Linked DNA regions of Homo sapiens: regions 1, 2 and 4 are each linked to region 3. Evidence: chromatin contacts called from ENCODE Hi-C or POLR2A ChIA-PET data. All regions are on one chromosome and are shown on one strand. The core of a region is the stretch at or near the end of the contact, and the rest is flanking DNA. Distances in the headings are between cores, read along the strand shown.

Region 1 (5,205 bases), core at 2,002-4,501, 430 kb before region 3:
GGGAAAGCAGACACTTACCCTCCCCTTCCTGAGGATGCAAATACGGGCCCTTCTCTTACTCCTTACAAGGAACTAAAGGAACATTTGAAAGCCCTATGGAAATGTTTCTGGAAATGAAGAGGTAGGGCTCTTAATTTCCCATGCTTCTCTTTCCTGGTCAGTTTCTTGGAGTTTCAGGTTCACCTGCAGATTATGGACACTGAGGTAGCTCTTTTGTATTTTGGTAAATTCTTTACTGAGAAGACAAAGTATGTGCATCAGTAGATAGTCCCTGTTTGTATGCAAAAGCACAGCCTGTGTGACATGGATTGTAAGAAAGAAAGAGCACCGTGTGAGCTATAGGCAGAATTCATGCCACCGTGATCAATAGGGAGATTCTCCACCAAGAATCCCAGCAAGGAAAGCCTCACTGCCCAGCTTCTGGGAGTAGAGTTGGCAGATGGTCCCACTGTCATCTCCTCAGTGTCTTCTTCTTTGAGTCGACCCCTTCCTAGGACAACCCACACAGCCTGATGCTGAGTGAGGTGGGGGTGCAAAGGCCTGGTCTTGTTCGCCCACTGGGGCCCAGCTCTGGTGGACAGAACAGTATTCACTCCAGAGCTCCCTGCAGGGCAGGGGAGGCTTCTGTGGGCTGCCCTCACAGTTCAGCTTCCCCTGTGTCTTCCACAGGGCTTGATCCCTAATAAGTACCTTGAAACTCAGACTCTGTTTTGGCAGCTGATTCTGGAGAACCCCACCAGCAAAGGTTATTAACCTGAAGGAAAGGAAAGATAGAAAGAAAATGAAAGTTAATTCGAAGAAAAAGAATGTGCAGGATGTGGGGCAACATAAGTAAATATAGATTCATCAGTTTCTTAGAGAACATTTTTTATCCTTTGGAAGCTACTTTAAATTATTGTTGTACACAAAGTTGCAGAACAGGAAATAGAAATATCATTGGCCCACAGGCCCAATAACACAGATATGTACAAGTGAGTTTTCCCTAAGACCTGGGCATATCCCTACGTATGAGAGGTACTAGATTGCCATAGCATTTATACGACAGCATTAGAGGAAAAATAATCACTTTTGTCCCCCCCCCACAAAGTACACTCTGAGAGTAAAGTCAAATAAATATAATCTTGGTGAATATTAGAGGGGCACGAAGAAAACAAGCCGCCAAATGAAATTTTATAGGACAGGCATATTCTGAGTACTCAGAGAGAAAGAGAAATTCAAAGGGCTTTTTGAACAAGTGATTCCGGAGACAAATTTTGAAGGAGAAGTTTTGTGGCGATGACTTGGGAGTGGGAAATGATTCCATCACTCCTGTTTCCCAGCTGAGATAAGGGAATTCTGTTAGCTGCACACTGCACGGACAGAAACAGGGTTACCTGGAGAGCCCTGACAGCAATGTTTGTGGTGAAGATGTGGTTCTGGAAGTGAATTTCCATCCAGGCATTGTGCTGACTCTATCACTTAGCAGTTCTGTCATCAATATCTTTGGATTTCAATTTCCTCATCTATAAAACACGATTAATAATGGCTACCTCATAGGGTTATTGTGTGGCTTAAATACATGTGTTTGGGTAAAACACTCCAAATAGGTTGGTTAATGTTATATTCGGGGAAACCTCGATGGGTCAGCTGAGGCACGCCTTTTGGAGGAGGAGAATATTGGCGAACATGGTAAAACCCCGTCTCTACTAAAAAAATACAAAAAAATTAGCCAGGGGTGGTGGCGAGAGCCTGTAATCCCAGCTCCTTGGGAGGTTGAGGCAGGAGAATCGCTTGAACTGGGGAGGTGGAGGTTGCAGTGGGCCAAGATTGTGCCACGGCACTCTGGCCTGGGTGACAAGAGCAAGACTCCGTCTAAAGAAAAAACCACTGGGTAGGCTGGGCTCGGTTGCTCACGCCTGTAATCCCAGCACTTTAGGAGACCAAAGTGGGCAGATCTCCTGAGGTTAGGAGTTCGAGACCAGCCTGGCCAACGTGGTGAAACCCAGTCTTAACTAAAAATACAAAAGTTAGCCAGGCATGGTGGCTTGCGCCTGTAATCCCAGCTAGTCGGGAGGCTGAGGCAGGAGAATCACTTGAAACCGGGAGGCAGAGGTTGCAGTGAGCCGAGATCGCGTCATTGCACTCCAGCCTGGGCAACAAGAACAAAACTTCATCTCAAAAAACAAACAAACAAACAAACAAACAAACCCAAAACCATCAAGGAGCCCTGAACACTCAGAAAAGGTAATTCTAGAGGGAGACAATTAGATCCATGGAGTTGAGTCATCATTAGTTTCATCAAAGAGAAGAAACACGCTGAGTCCTCAGAGACAGCCACTTTCTGAGACCCAGTGTCTGTGCGTTATTCTTTGACAGAAGTTCTCCCTGACGGATGCAGCCGTTGGTCCCAGTCTCTACTTCGTCTTGACTGTGATGATTCTCTACGTATAAAACCCTCCACCAAATTATAAACTAGGGAGACTCAGCTAAATATAGGTGCTCAAAAACATACTGAATTTGAATGTTGGACGGTTTAGTGCCCAGCTTCCCCACACATATTCACAACACATCAAAACACAATAACGTTAGCCCATGTGTCTGTGCCAGTACTTCCCTTTTAAAAAATCAAAAATACAGCCAGCAGATGGCGAGAGTGGATCATATTTGAACTGTAGGTAAACTAGGTTTTCAGTAGTAGTTTTTGGAGACACTCCTCAGTTACTTTTTATTTGTTGTTTGTTTTGGTTTCCTTTTCCTTTGAATGGAATCAAGTTTGCACCTCAGGGCAGAATTAGAAGTAATCACGAAGGTAACTAAGAAAAAAAAAAACAAGGTGAACTAGGGCTTAAGAGCTCTAAATACATCATTTTATTAACTCTCAAACATTTTTTAGGAGGGTAAGTTTGGAAGGGGAGAGGAGTAAAAAGCCAAATAGTTTGGATAATCGCCCAAATGTAGGTAGGTTGATTAAAATAGTCATTCATTTCTGAAGTACTCAGCAATACTGCTTCCAAGATATGTCCCTTATATTTTACTCTCACATATAATTATTGGCCAAAAATTGTGGGCTCAACTCTAGAGGATAAATTTTACAGGTCATAAATGTTCTAAATGTTGTTCTTCTCTGGACTGCCCAAGGCAGCCTGAACAACAGGCTGAGATTTGCTTCAGGTTATCTCTCCACCATCTTCAACGCTCGCCCACAAATGAGATGCCAAGGGTCACTCTGTGTCAGGACTTGGTGAGAAAAGCCACTGGAATGTTTAATTTCTCTCTGGACAGAAAGCTTCTTTGTCCACACATGTATTGTAATGCTGGGACACACAGTTGTCCATGGGGGGAAAGAAAGGGCTACAAAGAATGCAGAAAAAATATATAAGTCAAGCACATAGTTACCTAGGAAGGTAAATGTGAGGATTGGGGAAGTTTACAGAAAATAAAAATTGTTCACAGGATCGCTAAATATTTCCTCACTCTTTAAGATGACATTAAGGTATGTTAATTTTTAAGCTATTTTAATGTTTGAGAATCATGACTCTATGAGAGAGAGAGAGAGAGAATGCCTGTATTTCCAAGTTTGCAAGTAAGTAAGGTCAAGTTAGAAAGTCAGAGACAGGAAGCGGAATGTGTGTGTGTGTGTGTGTGTGTGTGTGTGTGTGTGTGTGTGTGTGTGTGTAGAATATTCCTGTCTGCTTTGTGCCACAAATTCTTGGAAAGGCTGCTGTACGCCTAAGTTTAGCTCCACTATATAGCTTGTTGCAGTTTCTGTACCTAAAAGAAGGGTCCTTGTGTCCCCACAAAAAATCTTTTCAGTTATTGGGTGAGCTATGCCCATCCACTTAGCATAGGTATTTACAAACACAACAACATAGATGACACACATGATAACCATTTTATAAAGAAAGGTTTCAGAATTATTTTTAGCTTGTAATTTTATTCTGATTGATGTCTTCATTGAATATACTGGACAGACTTTTAAACAGTTAATAAAACAACACACCTCTAATATCTGTTTGTGAAAATGTAAACTAGATATGCTTACATAAGGAAAAAAACTAAAGCAAGGTAAAAACGTAGATATTTTCGAAGCAACTCATCTAAAACTAACTTCCAAACATACTTTAAAAGTTTGAATCTAACAATATTCTTCAGAACATTGGTTGACTAATTTAACTAGTTTTTTTTTAAAGCAAAAAAGGTAAAAAGATTTTGGACACAGTATTATATTAATGTGACACCAGAAAACATCTAAAGGTTAAAAATCCAGGAAACTGTCTAGCATACAAAGGCATGTTCATTCATGGAAATACTTTGTTGTGAAAACAAGTAATTGATGTGTTTATGTTCTTAACATTAAAAACATAAAGATACAAAATTGTGCAAATAGTATGAATGCAAAACACCACAAATTAAAACAAATTCATAGACAATATGACTGGGAGAAAATTCATCGATAACTCCATAGCAGAAATACCTGGGGGTGATGTTCTGGTTCATTTATTTCTGAATTTCTCTGTAATTTTCCCCTAGATTTTAATGGCTATTTATTTTCTATTAAAAAGACACGTATAAACATGTAAGTATTCATGTTTTAAGTCATCATTTTGCATAGTTCTGTTTCCAGCCTCAGTTTGTTCTTCTGCAAAATAAAGGCATTCTGGTATCCCACGTGTCTGTATCAAAACAACCCCTTGAGCATTAAAAAAATAAATAAATAAAATGACTAATAAGACATGTATAGACTTTAGAGGTGGCTTGCAATTACAATTTTATTATTAAAATAAGACTTATTAAAATAAGAGAGAAAACATGTATCTTTGGTAATGTGAAAAGAAGAAGAATTCGCAGCTTATTCTTCTCATATCATAAAGTTTTTTCCACCTACAAGATACCACAGTGTCTCACATGGAACCCTTACAGAGTTACTCCTTTTGGTTAAAACATTTGCCTTTATCCCAGCACTTTGGGAGGCCGAGGCAGGCGGATCACGAGGTCAGGAAATCAAGACCTTCCTGGCTAACAAGGTGAAACCTCGTCTCTACTAAAAATACAAAAGTTAGCCGGGCGTGGTGGCGGGCACCTGTAGTCCCAGCTATCCGGGAAGCTGAGGCAGCAGAATGGCGTGAACCCGGGAGGCGGAGCTTGCGGTGAGGCGGAGCTTGCAGGGAGGCGGAGCTTGCGGTGAGGCGGAGCTTGCGGTGAGGCGGAGCTTGCGGTGAGCCGAGA
Region 2 (5,263 bases), core at 2,440-4,939, 340 kb before region 3:
ATATATTTATTTAGTTAGCAAGACATTCCTATTTTTATAGCTCAAAGTTCTTAACTTTCTTGTTAGCAAATGTTAACAAGGTTTAAAATGCATAAAGTGAGCTGTGGCATGTAAAAAATTTTGGCCTATTCTGGCTCCTTCTTTTTTTATACTTATGTTCAATGAAAATGTCCTACTGACAGGCAGAATGTCTGGGCAACTTTATAGATAGTGTTCCCACCTCAGGGCCACAAGGTCACAGATTCGTTCCTGATTCTATTTAAAAAACACTCAACAATGGTAAGTTTGTGTGTGCTTTTATGAGCGGGAGCTGTTTTATAGAACCCAAAATCTTAAAGATACTCCAAGGAATCTTGCATGTATGCTGGGCTGTGAATTGGAAAAGCTGCAATATGGGGCTTGCTGCAGAATTGGAGAGTTTCATGGAATCATGAGCAAAGACTGACTATAATAATTCTCAGACATCGTGTCTACACAAGGCCAAAAAGCAGTTTGTTTTCATGGTGGCAATCAAAGCGCTTGAAAGGCATTTCAACCTGCTGTTCCAGCGTCAGTTTACCAGTGAGTGGTCATAAAATGAAACAAGGCAGAGGGAGTAAAAAAGAAAAGAAAGGAGAAAAAAGCAGACCCCACTCAAATCTCACAGACATTTTATAACTATTTTAGACACTGCAGGCCTTTCCTTCTGGGTAGTGCATAAATACGGCTTCTGAGAAGTCGCCGGTAGAATCCCCGAAGGCCCCCTAAGTATAGAAGTGAAATAACCGTCAACACCGTAATGAGCAAACATAGGGGCACTTCTAGCAGAAGGGGATTAGGAAATAGCTCAGTTGGTGGCTACCATAACTTTCTGAAACATGTTGACAAAAAAAACAGAACAATTCAGATCTGATTATCTACCTGGGTTCAACTGCTGTGGGACCAGAGACAGTGGATTATCCTTTCTGAGTCTCTGTGTTGTTCCCTCTGAAATGAGAGAAAAGGGCAAAGTTTTCTTAGAAGTGAAAACATTTACCTTTCACAACTTCAAATGGAATAGGTAACTTGAAATGTGGCAATTATCCATCGTTTTGTGTAAATGATGTACACATAAGTGTCTCTCCCACCCAAGGCTGACACTCAGCCTGTGGTGTAGATGGCTCCCATAGAATGGTACACATGGTGGTCCTGCTCCCACCGCTGAGAAAGAATATTGGGTTCCAACACAGTGGTGGCCTCTTCTACCTATGGCTTGTGAAATCTAAGGATATACACTGTCTCACAACTTGCTTTTCACATATATTATAATCTGGATCAAATTTCAGATGTGTGTGTGTGTGTGTGTCCACAAAACTGAGAAGCTGTTAACCTTCAGGGAGCTTACTCTTCAACTTGCCCCCCATCTGTCTGATCCTACTCCTCTATGAAAAGCAACCGTCTCCAAACTATTTCTAGTTCTATTTCCCTCCTCACAGCACACATGTAAGTTATTGACTTTCCTTCCTCTAAAATTCTGTTTTTCAAACATGCCTCTATACAGTCACTGCAAGTAATTATTACACCTTTTTGTCGAATAACCACAAAGCCACATTTTTGTGGTAAGTGCACAGTAACAGCAAAATGACCTCTTAACTTCATCTCTGAGCCCGTTTCCAAATCTCCGGCAGCATTCCAACACTACAGTGGTGTATATTAAAAGATAGGAATTAACTAGATTTGGAAAGTCTCATTCAGAGAGATCATGGGAAAGATAAATGACTGACGCCTGTCAGGAAATGGCAGGATTCACTTTTAGAATATTTCATACAGAATACTCTAGACTAACTTGCAGGGCTTTGGCATAATTAAGGGAAGTTACTAAACGTTTCTATTCCTTTCAGTTTTTTAGAGTTTTACAGTTTGCAAAGCACTTTTTTTCTCCTAATTATCTCATTTGAGCCTCTGAGATGGGCAAGTTATTATGATCCCCATTTTAGAGATGAAGAAACTGAGGCTCCCAGAAGACCAGTGACTTTCTCAAGGTTTCTTAGCTATAACATAGAAGAGCTTGTATGAAAACACATTGTTCTAATTATACTGCCACAATAATTTCACCTTATCAAAGGTATTCAAACAACTCCATCAAATTGTTAGGCAGACATTCTTAACTGAGGAGGAGAAGTGAAGGAAATGCGTATTAGAGTTATCCAAGGGCTTGTTTGAACACAAGTGCTTGTCTTCATCTTCCTTGCCCTGGAAATAAACATATGCCTCAGAATGGAGGTAGGGAAAGAAGTTTGAGAACATTCCCCAGGTAATTCTAATATGTACCTTCTTGTTGAAAAGCACTGCATCAGGTTTTTGTCTTCTTGCTTTGTCCAGTCCTCTTTGGAGTGGTATACTCACTATACTTATTATATAATAAACAATGAATTTTGTCCAAGTCTGCCTTAAAAGTAAAGGAACTAATGATATAAAGGAGAAAATTGAAAGACAATGTCAAACTATTGGGTGACTTATGTGAAAAGACCATGAATAATCATTTACAAGATTGTGCAGTATCCACTTCAGAAGCAACTTAATGAAGAGCTGATGTTTGAATGTATTAATCATTAGTTCACTTTTTACTGTTCTAGATGATGGCAATGTGGATTCTCATGGTCATTTGAAACCCATGGGGGAAAATGGCTCTTCCTGTATTCAGGCCCTTTGTAGTGTGACTTTGTGGCAACTCCCATCAATAGGTAGATTATTGTTTACCCCTCAAATCTGGGTTGGCCACTATGACTTTCTTTGTCTGACAGCATGTAGGAGAAGTATTGTTGTGGCATTTCCGAACCTAGACCTCAAAAAGGCCTTGCCCTTGTCTTTCTTCTCTTAGACCCTGTCCATCAGCCAGGTGAGCAAGCCTGGGCTAGTTAGCTGAAGGATAAGAGACCATGTGGAGGAAGCCAGAGGAGCCATCCATCTGGGGCCACCCAAGGTCAGCCAGCACCTCTAATCACAGAGCCACGAGGGAGTTAGCCCAGATTTAGAAGGTGAGGATATTGACTTCATCTCTTGATGCAAGGAGTTGCAGTTACATTGCAAAGGGATGCAGATACAGGGAAGGTTGGAGAATTGCAGCCACTTTTGCACAATCTACCACAACTACTGCATTGTAGCTGCTATGCACATTAAATAAGTAAAGACATATGAAACATTTATATCAGGTCCTGACAACAAATAAGTGTTCAACAAGTGTGAGCTATTATTACTGTTTCTAAAATGGATCCCTTATCATGGAGAAGGTCAAATTAATGCTGCCGTGCCTCTTACTCTTAGAAACTGACACTGAAAGTTCCCACATAACTGAGGTTCAATCTATGAGCACATCCAGAAACTCAAGTGAGGGAAAATGCAATCAAACCACATATGAAAAATCAATAGATCCCTAAATAATCTTTCCCTCCTGAATGGAAGCAACACATTTGAAAACTCTTCTCCCTCCACCCCTACCAAAAAAAAAAAAAAAAAAAAAAAAAGCAGTGCATGTTGCCTCTTCTATTCAGGCTGTGACCAAAGGTTTCAATGGTAAAGATGACTCATACCTTAAAGAACTAGAAGAATTTTTTTTATGGCTTCTCTATCCATTGTCTTGCTCTCATAAAACTGCTGAATGACACCCAAGTGTAAAACCCACCAAAGAAATAAGCGCTGGATGACATGTGGCAGATTTTCCAACTCTCCAGGAAAAACTTCAGATCAACTTGTTTCTCTGGAAACTACTCACATCCGGGGGCTGTCCCTGTCCCCTGGGACTCATAAACGTTCCTATCTTCAAGGCACAGGTAAGGGCTTCGCATTCTTTGAGAACAGCAGCCTGTTTATTTCCTCTATGACTATAAAGCAACTTTATTGTACTTCAGTATCTAAAGGAAACAGAGCTCTGGGGTAGAAGGTGCCTTCAGGGAGTCACTGGTCCTATTTAGATGTCCTCAGAGAAGTGAGTTTGAAAGATGTTCTGGAACTCTTTGAAATGCTAGTTAATTTAAAGTTAAAAGGAAGCCTCTTCTCTTGTTCATTGTTCGTGGGGGCAAGAAGCATTTGTATAGTTAAAAAGTGCTTAGAAGATTTAGCTGTACATCAATTATTACCAAGCAATGTTTCCCTATGACTCAGCGACATATTACTCCAGGGCAAGAAGCTGTTCAGACGTTGAGAGAAACTCCTTGCTAATCAGTGGGATTCAGTACTTGACAGCTCCAAGGAGTAGTTGAAATCCCTCCCCTCCCCTGTTATACACACTAAGCTATATACAAATTTGGGCAGAGGAGTCTCAATCCAAAGAGAAAAACACTCATGTGATTAGAGAAGCGTGTTTTTCAACTTTGTTTTAAACATAAAACTAAAGTTTCATTTGATCTACTGGTTAAATTCTAGGTCTGTATTTTCTAAAGTCTGGTGTGGGGAGGAAAGCCCCAATAACAAATAATTCTCTGTGCAAATAGGTTAGGGAAATATTGCATACTATGTTTCACACTTGTGCATTCACAGCCCACTGTGGAATATTAAAGATTTGGAGAAGTCAGACAATACAGAAAGATGATTAGCTGTAACCCAATATTTCCAGAAGATACGTAACCAAGGGATCCTCCTTTGTTTTCTCTTTGAATTATATAAAATAAAACATATTGAGAGATCAAGGAGTCTTTGAGAGATCAGTAGACTTTGAGTAAAGCAGATCATTGTAATACACTTAGAAGGATGCTGTTTTAAGTATGTAACACAATTCCACATCTTTGAAAATAGTATGCACAAATGTTAGGTGACTTTTATAGCTTCAGACTTCTAATTATAAATTGTTTTATGTTTTGGGCCTTCTCTCCGAATCTAAAGAAATCTAAACAATGTATTGGAAACTAATCAAGTAAAAAATGCCTGAAACAAATGATCTGTAAGATTAAGGTACATATGCATAGGGAACAGCATTGCTATAACTGAAGATTGGTAAACTGTGTCACTGGGGCCAACAATGGTTCTAGAAATATCTATGAAAGTAGGGGATTCCTCTTCAGAGTCTTCATCTTGCTCTTTATTTCCCTTGTCCCATTTGACCTCTTGCTGAACCCTTTGCTATCCCAACTATTTCCTTGCCATTCTGCAACATGTGTCTATGAAGCCAGACTGGATGTGTACAAGGTCAGGGCTAAAACACCCTGGCCCATTGGTTCCTCACATGCATACTTCCTAGTAGTACCTTACCTTGCATGCTTAATTACTTAGGGGCTTAATTACTTAAAATTTAAAAATTTTTTTTTTAGAA
Region 3 (5,186 bases), core at 2,539-5,038:
AAACAATGAAAATTAAATAACATTTTAAACTGAATTATAATGAAAATACTACTTATCAGACTTACGGAGCTTCACTAAAATCTCGCTCAAAGGGAAATTTATAGTCATAAATCCACACATTAGAAAAGAATGGCTGAAAGTCAGTAATCTAAGGTCTATATCAAGAAATTAGAAAAAGAACAGCACAGTGAATCCAAAGAAAATAGAAAAATGAAAATAATAAATATAAAAACAAAATTTAATAAAATAAATGGAACTATAAAGTCAAATCGCAGCTCTTCAAAAAGAGCAATAGAGGTCATGACCAGCCTGGCCAACATGGTGAAACCCCATCTCTACTAAAAATACAAAAATTAGTTGGGTGTGGTGGTGGGCGCCTGTAATCCAAGCTTTTTGGAAGCCTGAGGCAGGAGAATCACTTGAACCCCAGAGTCAGAGGTTGCAGTGAGCCGAGATTGCACCACTGCACACCAGCCTGGGCAACAGAACAAGACTCTATCTCAAAAAAAAATAATAATAATAATAGAATAACCCCCTGGCAAGACTGGTGAGAGAGAGAGAGAGAGAGAGAGAGAGAATGCAGATAATTTCTGTAATGACAAGGAGGACACCACTAAAGATCCTACTGACATTAAAAAAGAAAGAGTATATAATCAACTTTGTGTCAATATATTACAATTGAGATAAAATGAATGTATATCCAGAGGTATACATTTACTAAAACCAGCACAAGAAATAATAGAAAATGTGTTTGTAAATGAATTATTTGGTTTATAAGAATTTTTCCCAGTTTTCCATAAAACTCAGCTTCATCTCCTCATCACTCACAAACAGAAGAAAAACCCTTCTATGAACTGCAAATTTTGAGTGATTCCACCTGGCTCTTCCCCTTTATGTTCCAGAAACATCTGCATGATCATAAGCAGGAAAATTTGCTTGCTCTGTTTTCTCCAAATCGACTCTTTCTTACTCATAGGTGAAAAGACTTTGAAACCATGACCCTTAAGCCTCATGAAAAGAACTGAATGCTAGACTGAATAGCAAATGTCAATACTGGGTTCCTAGATCATTTCAGGGAACTTCACCAAATTCTCGAAGTGTGAGATGGACCTATGTATGCCAAGACCTCAGAGTTCTCTCCATGAATGTCATAGTGAAGTCATTAGAATGTCCCCCACGAAGAACCTCAGAAGTCAAATTACAATTATTATAATAAGTAATGTCTCAACTCTAGAGTGCCTAGAATTCCAGTCGATTTTGAGCTATATGTATATCCCCAACCTCTAGCAAAGTGCCTAGCACTTAGTAGTTCCCCATTAATTCCTTATTGGATTAATATCACATGTCAGTGTGAGGGAAATGTAAGGTAAGCAGTTTTGAAGACAGCTCATATGGATTCAAAACTGTAAATTCAAAATCAAGTTATTTTTCAACTTGTAATGTCATTATATAGTTTACTAAGTTCTGAACAAAATGCAACTAGTCATATTTTCACTGCCAGAGGCAATAAGTCTGCAGCCCCACAAAATGCTAACTTGTCTTCATGTTCTGCTAATTCACAAGATTTATGTTAGTACAGTTTCACTTAAACTACTGACTATACTCAGCTGAGCTCAGAATTCATTCAAATCCCTTTTTTTGACTCCAGAATACATTTCAAACTCAAGATTGTCATCATCTCTTTCTCCACCCAGACTCATAAGCCAGTTCTTTCAATAGTAACCAAAAGAGGTATGAAAAGAAGTGAAATAGTCCATCAAAGTTAGCACAATTAGATAGATATGTGGGCATGTAGAAAAATGACAGGAGAGTAATTAGCATGAATTTTAATACCACATCTTTTGGAAGACTTGCACTACTTTATTGCAACCTTACCACTTGTGAACAATGTTGTCATTGCTGGTCTGTGGCGATGAATAAGCTTCATAGCACCCAAACGCCATCAGAGGTTCTATATTTACCTTACTTCTGCCAACAACCCATGTTCTCGCATTTTCCATGTAAAAGAGCTCTATGTGGGCCAGATTTAATTTAATGCAGAAATACTCTATGTCACTTCCAATAAAAGCAAAAAGGAAAGGGAGATTCACACACTAACTTATCAAGGATGGCAGCTCATGCTGGTGTTTGGAATAGTTTGGAGGTATTGTTTTGTTTACAGAGCCTTCAAGTTCAAAGGAAGGTACATGAGACTGATTAGAATGGCCTCCACAGATCTGTTTTCCAAATAGAAAACATATGCCCTTATGGGGTGAGCTCTTCATTCCCAGCTACAAGTGAATTTGAAAACAGTTTGACTCTGAGGAAGAAGAATGCAATATTCCTTACATAATACCTTTCTGAGGTAGGTCCAGGACAAACTCCTGATGGCCAAGGTAAAAATCATACTAAGTGTCACCAAAGGCTTTGACCTGGTGCTCATGCCAAGAGGAGCCTAAGACACATTCGTATTCAGTCCTCTGCAGATTCTTCAAGGTGAAAACACTGATGCCTATAAAAATTACGTGATTAGACCTAAAACCACAAACAAATCCATGGCCAAGTTGAAACTCTAACGCTGGTGTCTTGATTTATGACTCAATACTTAATATTACGTCATGCTGGACATTAGAATACATTTTTAAAACTTCATTTAGGGAAGACATTGGGAAAAAATAAACTCTCTTACTCTCTAACAAGACTGAAAAGGTATAGAGATAAGTCATGTTTTATTTAATAGAGAGGAAATCCTTATATATGAGTCAAGTTAATATTTTTCTGTGATTCACAGAAGATTCCAGGTGCAAGTAAGATGAATTGTCTCTTGTTTTCCAGTAGAATATTTTCATCCTTTTCCATGTAAGCATGAGTAATATTCAAAATTAACTGAATTGTTTTGTTCTGGCTAAATGCAGGAATGTCATTCTGTAAAAATATGTACTATGAAAAATAAAGATATTAATGATAAATTGGCCAGTCATGAGCTCTTGTCTGTATACAATAAACTGAAAATAAGTGTGAAAATACAGTGCTTTTTAAGTATGTGATTTTTTGAATGAAATAATAATGATTTTGAGTCATTTAAAAGCACTAATTTTGAAAGAAATGAACTTTTCATGGCAGTTTTGGGCATCTGAAAAGTAAGTTCATGGTTTACATCCCATTCTTTTGTAAGGCACCTTCTGGCCCATCTTTTTAAGAGGTGTTTGAGGGATCTGAATCTCTCTTTGGATCTGTAATACATTATAGTCTGCTGATAAGCATCCTATAATTTTTTACTGCATCATTACAAAAAAAAATTGGGGGCAAAGTAGACATTTAAAATAAAGTTTTGTTACTCGAAAACAGACAGTCTCCATCCTCATTCTGAGTAATGTCTGCCTCTATTCAGTTCAACAGCCCACAAAGAGAGTAATAGACAAAGACATGCCAGATTTTAAAAATCACACTCTGAAACCATACCTAGTGGAGAAGCCCAGAAACTGCTTCACTGAACAATGTACTTCTGAAAATATGTTGAAAGGTGGAGTACTATTTTATTTCATTGCTTTTTTCCCCCCTTTCAAAATTTGTATACCAAGTTCCCTTATTTAATAAAGACCTCAGGGCCTTCAAAAATTGATTTGTTTGGCTTTGGCCATGGAGACACTCCGGGCTTTTCCCAGTTCAGATCCTGAAGAGATTCATGTTGACTCAAAAGCCAACTTTCTTTGGCAGATCCCCTACTGGACTCAGCCTTTGTCCTTGCCAGTACCCCCTGGCCCACACTGATGATATCACTCTGAGTCACACACAGGCTTCACATACATGGCTCAGACACAACAATGATGCTGCTGATGACAACCCCACTGTTAATAATCTGTTCACATGGTGATATGAAGCATTACCTGGCTCTGTGTGTTAACAATTAAAACTTGTTTGGTTTTGCTTAAGCACAGACTATCTAGGATTAGACTAAGCATGCTGTTGCTTTCTCTATCTTATCTCTATCTTTGTCATGCATCCTTGGCCAACATATAGGAGAAATCTTTTTGGACATCTTTTAGCCTTTGATTGACCTCTTCTGGCTAAATTAACATGTCTAGGACAAACACAGGTTATGTTTGACACCATTTCTCCTTGAGGCATGAAGATGTACCTCAATGATGAAAGATGAGTATAAACTAACCTTCACAAGCCTTCTCTTGAAGATGTACTACATTGTTGTGGAGTTTCTGTTTAATTGTGCCTGATAATTATATTGCTGAAATGCTTTGCCGAGAAATTTCAAAAGAAGAACTGTGCTCTACAGACTTTATGTCAACAGTTTTTTTTGTATTTCCATGTATGTTTGAACTAAGAACAACACTGGAATTTTCCAAAACTCCATACCAGTGAATGCATGGAGTTACATAGTGACTATTATAGTGTTTGCAAGGTTTTAATGCTAATTATTGCATTTAAGAAGGCATATGTGGAAAGCTGAAACTGGATCCCTTCCTTACACCTTATACAAAAATTAATTCAAGATGGATTAAAGACTTAAATGTTAGAGCTAAAACCATAAAAACCCTAGAAGAAAACCTAGGTAATATCATTCAGGACATAGGCATGGGCAAGGACTTCATGTCTAAAACACCAAAAGCAATGGCAACAAAAGCCAAAATTGACAAATGGGATCTAATGAAACTAAAGAGCTTCTGCACGGCAAAAGAAACTACCATCAGAGTGAATAGGCAACCTACAGAATGGGAGAAAATTTTTGCAATCTACTCATCTGACAAGGGGCTAATATCCAGAATCTACAATGAACTCAAACAAATTTACAAGAAAAAAACAAACAACCCCATCAACAAGTTGGTGAAAGATATGAACAGACACTTCTCAAAAGAAGACATTTATGCAGCCAAAAGACACATGAAAAAATGCTCATCATCACTGACCATCAGAGAAATGCAAATCAAAACCACAATGAGATACCATCTCACACCAGTTAGAATGGCGATCATTAAAAAGTCAGGAAACAACAGGTCCTGGAGAGGATGTGGAGAAATAGGAACACTTTTACACTGTTGGTGGGACTGTAAACTAGTTCAACCATTGTGGAAGACAGTGTGGCGATTCCTCAGGGATCTAGAACTAGAAATACCATTTGACCCAGCCATCCCATTACTGGGTATATACCCAAAGGATTACAAATCATGCTGCTATAAAGACACATGCACACG
Region 4 (4,820 bases), core at 341-2,840, 380 kb after region 3:
ACCTCTGGACCAGATGACCTCACGGTTCTCTCTTCCCCCCTCGAGCCAGTCGTTTCTCTAATCTTCTCTGGCCTTCCACCTTGAGGACCCGAGTCCATCATGTGTATGTGTGTGTGCCTCCCTCTGGGGACTCAAGTTTAACAAGATATCAAAATATTTCATTTGCGAGTCTTGGCTGCTGTACAGCACTTAGCAAAGCAGAGCCAGTTTTCCTAGTTGAGATTGGTCAACACCAGGTTCATTTGTCTAGTATTTCACAAAATATTTTCCCACATTTGTCCCACTGCAGTTTGAAGGCTGTAACTGACAATATAAATGTGCCCTAAGGTGGAAAGTCCGACCCCATTTCCCTGAGTGATCTCCAGGGTTGGCCATTACCATGCAGATGCCCGGAGTCAAGGGATCTCCATAGATCTGCTAATTATTCCCCAGACTTTTCCACCAGCAATAAAAATCCCATTTGTTGCAGCTTGTTTGTAGAACAGCCCCCATTTCCACAGTGGTGGTATTAATTAGCAAAAACCTGTGAAAATGACCAGAGTTTATGTGCTTTAAGGAGAGGGAAAGAAAGGAACCTGGATCACTTCTAAATATTCTTATAAATTCCCCTATTGCAACCAGGAGCTAAAAGCTCACTTGTCTTAGATACTGTGACTTTTAATGCTTGTAGTTCTAAGTGGGAATTAGTGAAGCCAATTAGTGAGTTCCCATTAGAATAGTGACTTGGTGAATCCTGAATGCAAATAGATACATTTCTCAGATAATCAATCACCATTCCCTGATGATCTAGTGGCGCCTGAAACTGAGCCTGGAGAGATCCTGGAAGCACCATTCTTAGAGGAAAGACCCCTGCTAGTGGGGAGCTGTAGAAACAAACCATCCCTCCAGGGTTCCAGAAGATATTCCAGATGATGACACTGGGCACTGGGGACTGGAGAGTGATGAAGGGTGTCCCTGTACTCCAGCCCAGGAGGACACACAAGCTTTAACCTCAGAGACATCTGATATACACACACAGGGACAGAGGCTGAAGGAGAAGAACGAATGAAGCTGTAGACGTTTTCGTCAATGATCTTACCAAGTTTTCCTGTTGGAGCAGCTTTGTTTCTTATATATGTTTGTGCTAATTTTTAAGTGGCCCTATTTTCTGTTTGTTACAGGTTAGCCACAGGAGAAAATGGTCTGTCCTACGCTTAAAAACCCAGTACTTAATCACTTGCTAAGCAAGTGTGACTCTAGCTTTACTTCTGAAGGGTTAACCAAATGGATAAAGGGTAATAATTCTTCCCTCTCTTCACTTTCAATGAGTGTTTCAGAATGTTTTACTCCCTAATTTCTACCTCGAGCCAACAATCACTGCTGACTTTAGCTAAGAATTCTATTTTTTAATATTTTTATAGCTGCAATGTGAGTTTCCCATGCAGTTTTTATTAACTCTGTTTCATTGCAAGGCCTTGCAAGCAAAAACGGCCCTTATTTTTATTTGGAGAAATCTATTTCGGTGACAATCTAGCCTCGGGGTAGCTATATGTCAATCTCTTTGCTTTTTTTCCTGTTGAAACAAGCATGGGAAAGTTGCAAGACAAACGCCACACAGGGCAGGGCTGAAGGAAGCAGCATACCGATCCTCATCTCTGGCCAGCTCAATTCCAGAAAGTGAAAGGAAAGTGAATGCCGAGGAGGTGCAACTATGTAAGGTAGAAGAAAACTTCTGCATGTCTACCCACTTTTATTCCCAACAGATGAAAAGGCTTAAATTCTCACCACTTATCAACTTTTCCCAGAAATGACATTATTTGGGATTATGCCGGGAGGCTGGAGTGTAATGTTTACAAGAAGCAGCATGTCTTCTTAAAAAAGAAATGGGACTAGGTGCCTGGTGATTCTGGACTGCAACCCCATGGCATCCTAAACTCTACTCACTGTGACCCCTTTGGAGATAAAGCCAAAACTCTACTCACTGTGACCCCTTTGGAGATAAAGCCTAGTCCTTCTGAGGTGTCCCACAGGGATTATCAAAATTCAAACCCCAGCACCCTACACTAAGAAATGGCAGTATGACAGCTGCACCAGTCCTAGGTGTGCACATCATGAGGCCACGTTTTCCAAACACACACAAGCTTGTCATCTGAAGCCTTGGCTGCTTGATTGAAAACAGTATTTGGATTCCCAAACCTTAAAGCTAAATTCTGAAAACAAATGGGAAAATATAACAGAGAGCAGGGGAAGTGTGAATATCTTTGAACAAGTCTGACATCGTCCCAGATTTTTACATTATTTCACTTAATCCCCCCGTCAACACTACCAAGTAGACTTAATACTCACCTTTTATATATGAAGATAAGGTTGGCAAGAGAATTAGCAGCCAAAGAAGCAGGTATAACTTATATTCTCTCTTTCTCTAGCACAATTAGAAAAAGACAAAGTTGGAAGCCACCCTAGAGTCCCTCTGGTTTTACCTCTTGTTTTTCAGTTTATGTGCAATAGAAGAGGGACAATCTAGCCCCCCACCTGTTTTTGTAAATGAAGTTTTATGGAGACACAGCCACACTTGTTCATTTACATATTATCTATACTTTTGCATTGCAAAGGCAGGGTTTAATAGCCACAATTAATATCATATAGCCTACAAAACCTAAAATATTTATTGTCTGTCCCTTTACACAAAATATTTGCCAATTCCTGCTAGAGAGCAATTTGAGAAGAACTGACATCTTAATGATATTGAGTTTTCTAAACCATGCATGTGGCATAGTTTTCCATTTATTAGGTCTTCCATGACTGAAATGTTTTGTATTTTTGTGTACAAGTCTTGCACATTTTGTTAGAAATAAGTTTAAGTATGTTATGCTTTTTGACGCTACTTTAAATGGTATTTTTAATTTTATTTTCAATTGTTTGCTGTTGGATACACAAATACTATTGATTTTGTATATCAACCTTGAGTACTGAAATCTTGCTACACTTACATATTAGTTCTAGAAGCTTTTGTGTCAATTTCTCAGGATTGTTACATAGATAAAAATGCCATTTGTGAGTAAAGAGTTGTATTCTTCTTTTCAATCTCTATGCCTGTTTTTCTTTTTCTTGCCTTATGGCACTGGTATGAACTATAGTACAATGTTAATGGAATTGGCCAGAGTAAATATTTTTGCTTTTTTCATGATCTGAAGGTGATTTAATAGCCACCATTAAGTACGAAGTTAGTTGTTGCTTTCTCCCTGGATTTTGAAGTCCACCCTTTCATTTCTTTGTGTCTAGTGACAATGATTTTTTTCACAGAATGAATGAGAAAATGGAGAGCCTAAATAATCTGAATGTGTATTATTGAGTCCTGCCATATGTTCAAGTTTTCTAGAGTTGACTGGTTTGACAAGGCAAAAAGGAGATGGGGGTGGTGAGAGAAAGTAGTACAAAAGTCCGCCTTTCTGTGCTGCTAATTGTTTGAGAGAAAGTCTTGAGTAAGAGCGTGAAATGGCACAACTGCCTTGGAAAACTGCTTGGTGGTTTCTTATGACATAAAACATACACTTTCCCTCTGACCCAGCAATTCCACTACTGGGTATCTACACAAAAGAAATAAGTGCATCTGCCAACAAAAGTCTTGTACATGAACTTTCATACCAGTTTTATTTGCAATGGCCAAAAATAAGAAATAACTCAAATGTCCATCAGCAAGATTAGATGTTTAAAGTGTGGTATAATCATACAGTGGCATACTATTCAGTAGTTAAAAGGAATAAACTCTTGATACACACAACAATGTGGATGAACTTCAAGAAGATAACACTAAGTGAGGGAAGCCAGACTCAAAGTAGTGAATATTGTTGGACTCCATTTATATGAAATTCTAGATCAGGTAAAACTAATCTCTAGTGATAAAAATCAGAACATTGGTTACCTGGGGTGGATGGAGGGGGAGGAATTGACTAGAATGGGGCAGAAAGGGACATTCTAGGGAGATGAAAATGTTCTAAATCTTGACTATGGTGGTGGATCCATGGGAGTATATATTTGTCAAAACTCAAACTGTATACTTCAGATCTGTGCATTTCACTGAATGTAAATTAATCCTCAAAGAATAAAGTTAGAAAAAGCAAACCTTGCACTTCAGCCTGGGCGACAGAGCAAGACTCCGTCTCAAAAAGAAAGAAAGAAAGAAAAAGCAAACCTGCAGAGCAAATGCAAAACATTAATAAATTAGTCTTCATTTATTTGATGTACTTTATCATTTGTCTGATGTAATTTCAGATACTTTGCCCCTGGTATGCAGAAGATCTGCTGAAGACCAATCGGCAGTACCATGGAATAGCTTTATAAGCAGGAGTCCAGCCCCACAATCTCTACCGACAGTACCGACAGACATCCCCCTACTAATAAACATACACACTATGCAAAAACCATTTGTGTGTCAAGCAAAGAAGCTTCAAAACTGGTTCCATACACCTTTTCCAACTGAACTGCAGGCTTCTGAGCCCTTCTAATCAGAAATTTGGGGGCCACCACTGTGAACCTCAAATCACTTAGTCAGCCAGCCACTCAGACTGAAAGCATCCTTTTCCATCCACTTGCAAACCCTTGTCCACCCTCTTAGCTTCCTGGGTTCACACACATGCCCCACCTACTGCTCTAAATCACTGGAGTAATTAACTAAACAAGTAAATGCAGTCCAGGTATCACGCTTACAACAGTACTGGAGATTTAGCCGAAGACCAGGCAACATTAGATATCACTACACTTACCACTTCTGTCTTCCCTTTTGTTCTCCTTCAGTCCCACTAGATACTGAGAGGTGTCTGCTTTCTCAACTGTTCTAGAAT

Evidence for each region. A loop is a pair of places that touch in the nucleus more often than their neighbours do. ChIA-PET counts read pairs that join two places held with the same protein, here RNA polymerase II (POLR2A).
Region 1: a map with no recorded cell type shows a loop between it and region 3 (2.2-fold over the local background). The contact joins two enhancer-like sites. A Hi-C loop is called at or near these places in 1 of 168 maps with a recorded cell type or tissue (A673) and 1 of 37 single-sample maps with no recorded cell type.
Region 2: a loop to region 3 is called in a map of mammary epithelial cell, with 2.9 times the contacts of the local background. The contact joins two enhancer-like sites. A Hi-C loop is called at or near these places in 1 of 168 maps with a recorded cell type or tissue (mammary epithelial cell). POLR2A ChIA-PET finds 5 or more read pairs at or near these places in 1 of 52 experiments (WTC11).
Region 4: a map of mammary epithelial cell shows a loop between it and region 3 (2.5-fold over the local background). The contact joins two enhancer-like sites. A Hi-C loop is called at or near these places in 1 of 168 maps with a recorded cell type or tissue (mammary epithelial cell). POLR2A ChIA-PET finds 5 or more read pairs at or near these places in 1 of 52 experiments (common myeloid progenitor, CD34-positive).

The regions. Positions count from the first base shown.
Region 1 is chr20:11,541,662-11,546,866 of GRCh38, reverse strand. No RefSeq gene overlaps it. Among named protein-coding and RNA genes, the nearest start is that of LINC00687, 330 kb to the left of the region's middle. Within about 2 kb of position 3,251, at least 4 of the 41 ENCODE cell types and tissues checked have a DNase peak (open chromatin) inside an H3K27ac peak, as active enhancers do.
Region 2 is chr20:11,454,002-11,459,264 of GRCh38, reverse strand. No RefSeq gene overlaps it. Among named protein-coding and RNA genes, the nearest start is that of LINC00687, 410 kb to the left of the region's middle. Within about 2 kb of position 3,689, at least 8 of the 41 ENCODE cell types and tissues checked have a DNase peak (open chromatin) inside an H3K27ac peak, as active enhancers do; they include mammary epithelial cell, where a contact is called at or near this core.
Region 3 is chr20:11,116,558-11,121,743 of GRCh38, reverse strand. No RefSeq gene overlaps it. Among named protein-coding and RNA genes, the nearest start is that of LINC02871, 93 kb to the right of the region's middle. Within about 2 kb of position 3,788, at least 2 of the 41 ENCODE cell types and tissues checked have a DNase peak (open chromatin) inside an H3K27ac peak, as active enhancers do; they include mammary epithelial cell, where a contact is called at or near this core.
Region 4 is chr20:10,736,570-10,741,389 of GRCh38, reverse strand. No RefSeq gene overlaps it. Among named protein-coding and RNA genes, the nearest start is that of LINC01752, 14 kb to the left of the region's middle. Within about 2 kb of position 1,590, at least 3 of the 41 ENCODE cell types and tissues checked have a DNase peak (open chromatin) inside an H3K27ac peak, as active enhancers do.